2 separate regions of the Homo sapiens genome follow, and region 2 is linked to region 1. Evidence: chromatin loops called from intact Hi-C (ENCODE). Cell type or tissue: heart left ventricle. All regions are shown on one strand. Each heading gives the region's core, and the rest is flanking DNA. Links, peaks and the distances in the headings are about the cores only.

Region 1 (2,918 bases), core at 103-2,602:
AGAATTTAGTAGAAACCATATATTTTCCTATGATAAGATCATGCAAGCTAACCATATTAAGCTTATTTGCCTTTGGTAAGTATTTTGTCAGCTTTGTGTGCCAACCTTGTCCATCTTTTGCTGATTGGAAGCTCTGATTAGCAGTTATATAAGTCTTTGAATAAAAAAAAATGAGAAAACCTGTGAATTATTATTTTATAAGCAATTCTTTTGTTGAAAAATATTTTCAAAAAGTATTCCTCAGGAAACATGCATAATAAAAAATGCCTTTGAAAAGGACTATTGGGAAGCAATATCATCATTCTTCTTACTTTTATTGATAGGGAAATTGAGGCCTGAGGGTTAAGACAGCCCCGCCAGGAGTTTCAGATCTCTCTTACCTCAACATTTATTTAATCCTTCTTGATGCCTCAGATTTTTTTGTTGAGCTGTTTGAAAACATATCTTCCCAACAATTTTAATTTCATATGAGGAAGGTATATTTTACAGATTCTGTCCCTGGGATCTGCTGCTTTTAGTTTCCCAGTGAATCAAAGGTAATGCAAACCCTTTTATTTTTGGCACAACAAGACAGGTGATTACAGGATACCTGATTACATAGAACTGTGATTATGTAGTTGAGGTGACAACCAAAGAAAGCCCACAGTTGTTTGCTGGAACTTGGCAGAATGTCCATTAAAAAATCATCACCAAGGCTCCGTCTGAACACCTTGGTATGCTTGTCCCTCTCTCATGTTCTCACGTCATTATCATGGTCTTGCTGCAATGGCTCTCTGTTAGCTCCACCGCTTCCTTTGGAGAACGTAGGACTTGAAACCACAGGGGAGGACTCGACAGAGAAAGCAGAGCCTGTTTGCTAACACTTCAGTCTGGGCAGAGAAGCCTCCACTCACTTTTAAACGTTCATTTAACCAGTATTTCTCCAGAAGAGTGAAGGAAAATATTGAAGAGAGAATACATTCTTATTAAAGGAAGCAAATTGCTGTTATTTGAATCAAAGGAAGGAACACAGCCAGCCTGCATTTCAACAAGACAGACCTCATGTAAATTGCAGCTAATTCTAGAAAATGGAATGTAGAATGTAGTAGATACATTACTGGTGTCTGCAGTGAAAGACTGACACATGTGAAATACTGACCTTTTGGAAAATGACATAGAGATGCAAAAATATTAAGAGTTTGTTTTTCAAGTTATTTGCTTCTATTTTGGTTGAAATAAGATTAAGGCCTGTGGCATGAAACAAAGATTTGGGAAAAGTTGAAGTAAGTGAAATATTATGGAAGTATAAAATTTAGATGTGGCATTCTTTTTCAAAAGAGAACATACATTAGCAATGTCACCTCCAGAACTCAGTATATGGAAATTTAAATAACAGGAGCACACAAAGAAATTTTCTATGAGGAAAATATTTTATCAGCCCCTCTTCTTTTGCTCTGCCAGTATGCAATGAAATAAAGAGAGTCTGCTTTTCCAGCTGGCTCACCATAATCATACCCCGTGCCCCAAGCCATGGTCACGTTTTAGCCAAGTCTTGTGACATCAGTGGGGATTTGGCCAGGATGGAGCTTTATGTCTTCTTTTCTTACTTGGCTTTTTCACTTGGAATAGGAAGTTAACTTTTACAAGTAATTGTTAGACCAAATGTAGGCAAGTCGAGGACAGCCAGCTTCATCTGCTCATTGACAAATCAATGGGGGAAATCCTTCCAAGATGCACTGCAAAGCTACCCTGCCCAACTGTGATTGAAGGAATCAGTGTTCCTCCTCCCCAACGCATGCCACCCAAAAGGTGCCTGACAAGAATAAAGGCAGAGGGTTGATCTGCCCTTGTTCTATCTTATGATGCCCCAAAGATGGTCTTCGGTCTTTAACAAAATTGGAGCTTGCTACCTTTTCTTTTAGCAACCATACCATTTTCTGCACTTTAAAAGCTATAGACAGAGTCCTATTTTTTTCTTTTAAGAAAATGCATATGATTCTATCTGGAGAGACTATATGAAAGAACTCATTGTTAATGTTTGACTATTTTGAAATTTTGTGGTCAGGCACAGTGGCTTATTGCTGTAATCTCAGTGCCTTGGGAGGCTGAAGTGGGAAGGATCACTTGAGCCCAGGAGTTTGAGAGCAGCCTGGGAAACAGTGAAACCCTGCATCTACAAAACTAAAATTAAAAGATAAGTTGGTGTGGTGGCACACACCTGTAGTCCTAGCTCCTCAGGGGGCTGAGGGAGGAGGATCCCTTTAGCCCAGGAATTTGAGGCTGCAGTGAGCATCACTGCACTCCAGCCTGGGTGACAGAGTGAGACCCTGTCTCAAAAAAATAAAAATAAAAACATAAAAAAATTTGTGTTGTGGGCCTTCCTGGAGCAGATGCTGGTATACAGAGTCCCAGAGTTTCATCCTCCAGACTGTGGAGACCTGTTTAAGGGCTCGTGATCTTAGTTCTTTTTGCAAAGGACGTTCAGAAGAATGCAGATATTCTTGCACTCTGCAATGGCTGGCTAGATACAGCCTGTAGTGCCCAGATTCAAATCTTCTCTGGGTGACCAAAACTTAGCCCTAGTGTCTTAGAGAAGCAGCAGGTGCTTTTCAAGAGGCAGTGTGCTCAATGGTGAAGAGCACAGGCTTCAAAGACAGAGAGTTGTGAATCTAGTTACTTGTGAATCTAACAATGTAACCCTCAGTAGATTATGTTATAATAAAAATTGTTAACATTTATTTAGCATTTTTATGCCTTTCTATGCACTAGTTGTGTGTGTGTGTGTGTTAAATATAATTTCATTTATCCTCACAATATCGCTAAAAGGTACAAAATACTATAACCTCCTTTATGTAAATTATGCAATGGGTTCAGAGAGCTTAAATGACCTGCCCAAAGTCACACAGCTAGTTTGTGGCAAACCCTGGGTAAAGTGCATG
Region 2 (2,918 bases), core at 184-2,683, 60 kb before region 1:
TAATTTCTGTGGTTGTTACAGAATAAGTCTAATCAAGGAGAAGTTTCTGTTTGACGTTTGAGTGCCGGCTTTCTGAGTAGAGTTAGGAAAACCACGTAACGTAGCATATGATGTATAATAGAGTATACCCGTTACTTAAAAAGAAGTCTGAAATGTTCGTTTTGTGGAAAAGAAACTAGTTAAATTTACTATTCCTAACCCGAATGAAATTAGCCTTTGCCTTATTCTGTGCATGGGTAAGTAACTTATTTCTGCACTGTTTTGTTGAACTTTGTGGAAACATTCTTTCGAGTTTGTTTTTGTCATTTTCGTAACAGTCGTCGAACTAGGCCTCAAAAACATACGTAACGAAAAGGCCTAGCGAGGCAAATTCTGATTGATTTGAATCTATATTTTTCTTTAAAAAGTCAAGGGTTCTATATTGTGAGTAAATTAAATTTACATTTGAGTTGTTTGTTGCTAAGAGGTAGTAAATGTAAGAGAGTACTGGTTCCTTCAGTAGTGAGTATTTCTCATAGTGCAGCTTTATTTATCTCCAGGATGTTTTTGTGGCTGTATTTGATTGATATGTGCTTCTTCTGATTCTTGCTAATTTCCAACCATATTGAATAAATGTGATCAAGTCAAGGATGCAGTTGTCTCTTTTGTTCTTTGAAAACTATATATAAAAAGTTTTGGATGTGATATTGTTTGCCAAACAATCCCATGGTTGATACCATATTAAATAACCTGAGGAGTGCACCTCTGTGGCTGCCGGAGCCCCCTCCTTTGCCTCTGCAAGGCTTTCTGACCTCCTAATTGTCAGTAAGCTCACCCTAGCTGCTTGTCAGTGTGAAGTGTGGAAAAAAAATAAGAATTCTTATCTGAAGTTTTATATCCGAATTTGCCAGTGAAATGCAGCACAAGTGAACGGTGGGCACACTGGAATCCGGAGATGCTTCCAGGCATTGAGGGCAGGCACCTGTGGCCTCAAGAAATACCTTGCGTGCTGCTATCCTGTGGAGGCGCTGCTATCCTGTGGAGGCTAAATGAAATTGCCTTAGCAAATAGCTCCATGGTTCTTAGAAACTTGAAGGCCGTTTAGAGCCACCCTATATTCAGTTCCATTTTGTATCCAAATGCTGCTCTGAAGTCCCAGAGTTATTTTTAAAAATGCATTTTTAACTGTACACAGGAACGTCAGGTAAGGCCAAGAGGAGTCCTGGAACCAGGTGTGAGGGAGAGTTTTAAGCAAAAAGAATTATTTAAGGTTCTTTTCCTTCCCGCTCTACCCTCAAAACATCTGTTCCTAATCCTACAAATGACACAGCAGTACACCCACATTCTGATTATTAAATGATACAGTGCAATACATTAATATTTTCAGTTAAGTGGAAGTAAGGTAAGTACAAAATATTAACTTGGTTGGTTAAACAGTCATGGGAACATGCAGCAGAGTGTTGTGCAGACATACTTACTCCCATCTTCCTATAAAAGACCCTTTGGTTGTGTGTTGCTCAGACACTTCTTGATCGATGATAGGAGAGGGCCATGAAAAGGTGTGAGTTGTACTCCATTTGCCTCTTGACCCCCACGAGCACCTGGACATTGTCTGAGCCTCCGTGTCTTTTTTGCTTATTGGTCTTCATTTGCAAGCTGCTTCAATCACACCCTCTGAAATCATTTTCAATCTCCCAAAGTCTTAAATTCATTATATGCGATGTCTCTTAAAGGACTTGTTTAAAAAACTAAAGTCTTTTATCAATCACAGTTTGTCCCTTGAAAGCCAATTAATGGAGCTTGCAAATTCAGATCTTGGGCAGAGCCTTCTGACCATCTGAGAGTGGCCACCAAATATATCTAAAGACATTTGCTCATTCATTTGGACATTCAATGATAAGAATTCATCTCATCGAGCACTTATTCTTTGTCAGGCAGATGCTGACCGACAAGAGCCCTACCAGAGGATCCTGCCTCCCGAGCTTATAGCTTGTTTTGAACCAGACCTTCATCTAACAAACAAATAAATATAGAATTACACTTCATAGAGCACCATGAAGGAAAGGTAAACTCCACTATAGGGCAGCTTATTTGTAGCAGAGTAGATTAAAACCTTACTTCAATTGTTTACTTGGTAATGACTTTGGACAAGTAGCTCTCTGGGTCTAAGCTTCAAAATTTGAAAAATGGGGATCATGATAGGGCCTCCCTTGAAGAATCGTTGTGAGCATTGGATGCCAGACTGTGTGTGTATCACTTAGCCTCCCTCCAGCGCCCACCAAGATTCAGCACGTTAGCTATTGTTGTTGTTGCTGCTGTTCTTGTTTTACATTCAGACATGATCACAAAGTAGGATAGTACCCTCGCTTTTATGATTAATGATTGGGATCTGCAGTTAGTACATTGTGATATGTGTGAGGAATAGTCCTTCTAGAGCAGGGAGCACATTCTCTAAGGGTGTCAAAACTCCACCGTCTCAAGTTGTTACTTTGCACTAGCTGTGAAAATAGTACTTGATAAGCCAGAGTTAACTACTACTCCAGAATTCTTGAACTGATGGTGGTCTTATAACTCAGTGTAGCCATAATTAGTTCTCTAATATGTGAGTCTTCACAAGCCAAAGCAACTACATGTAATGACAGGGATCCCTGCCATCTAGAAATGGTACAGCAGTGTCTCCAGCTCATTCGGGAGTTTTTTTCAAAGCTTTTTACTCTTGCCACAAAATGACACATGCAGATAAGTTATTTCCAAGTGGTCTTAACCGTTGAGTTGGCCTCTTTGACCAAAGTCTCCACTTAGCACAGTGGGGCCTGGGCCTCCCACCCTGTCACTTAGTAACTCTGCCCTACTGGCTTCTGTTTCTTCATTTCATGAGGCTATAAATTTTTTGAACAATTTTGTCTGGCTGTGATTTTCTCCAAGAACTGAGAAGTGTC

What was found. A loop is a pair of places that touch in the nucleus more often than their neighbours do. Peaks named below come from ENCODE experiments on the same cell type or tissue, not always from the same donor. Only the 100,000 strongest peaks of a DNase experiment are listed, where the experiment ranks them.
Region 2: a loop joins it to region 1, with 8 times the contacts of the local background. A loop is called at or near these places in 1 of 110 quality-filtered maps.

Annotation. Positions count from the first base shown.
Region 1 is chr2:229,295,366-229,298,283 of GRCh38, reverse strand. No RefSeq gene overlaps it. Among named protein-coding and RNA genes, the nearest start is that of PID1, 26 kb to the right of the region's middle. In heart left ventricle, for the core only: no CTCF peak of the experiment used is centred there; no DNase peak of the experiment used is centred there; H3K27ac peaks cover 649 bases.
Region 2 is chr2:229,355,341-229,358,258 of GRCh38, reverse strand. It overlaps DNER (delta/notch like EGF repeat containing), which reads left to right. Exons shown (of 13, transcript NM_139072.4): 13 at 1-630. Among named protein-coding and RNA genes, the nearest start is that of PID1, 86 kb to the right of the region's middle. In heart left ventricle, for the core only: no CTCF peak of the experiment used is centred there; no DNase peak of the experiment used is centred there.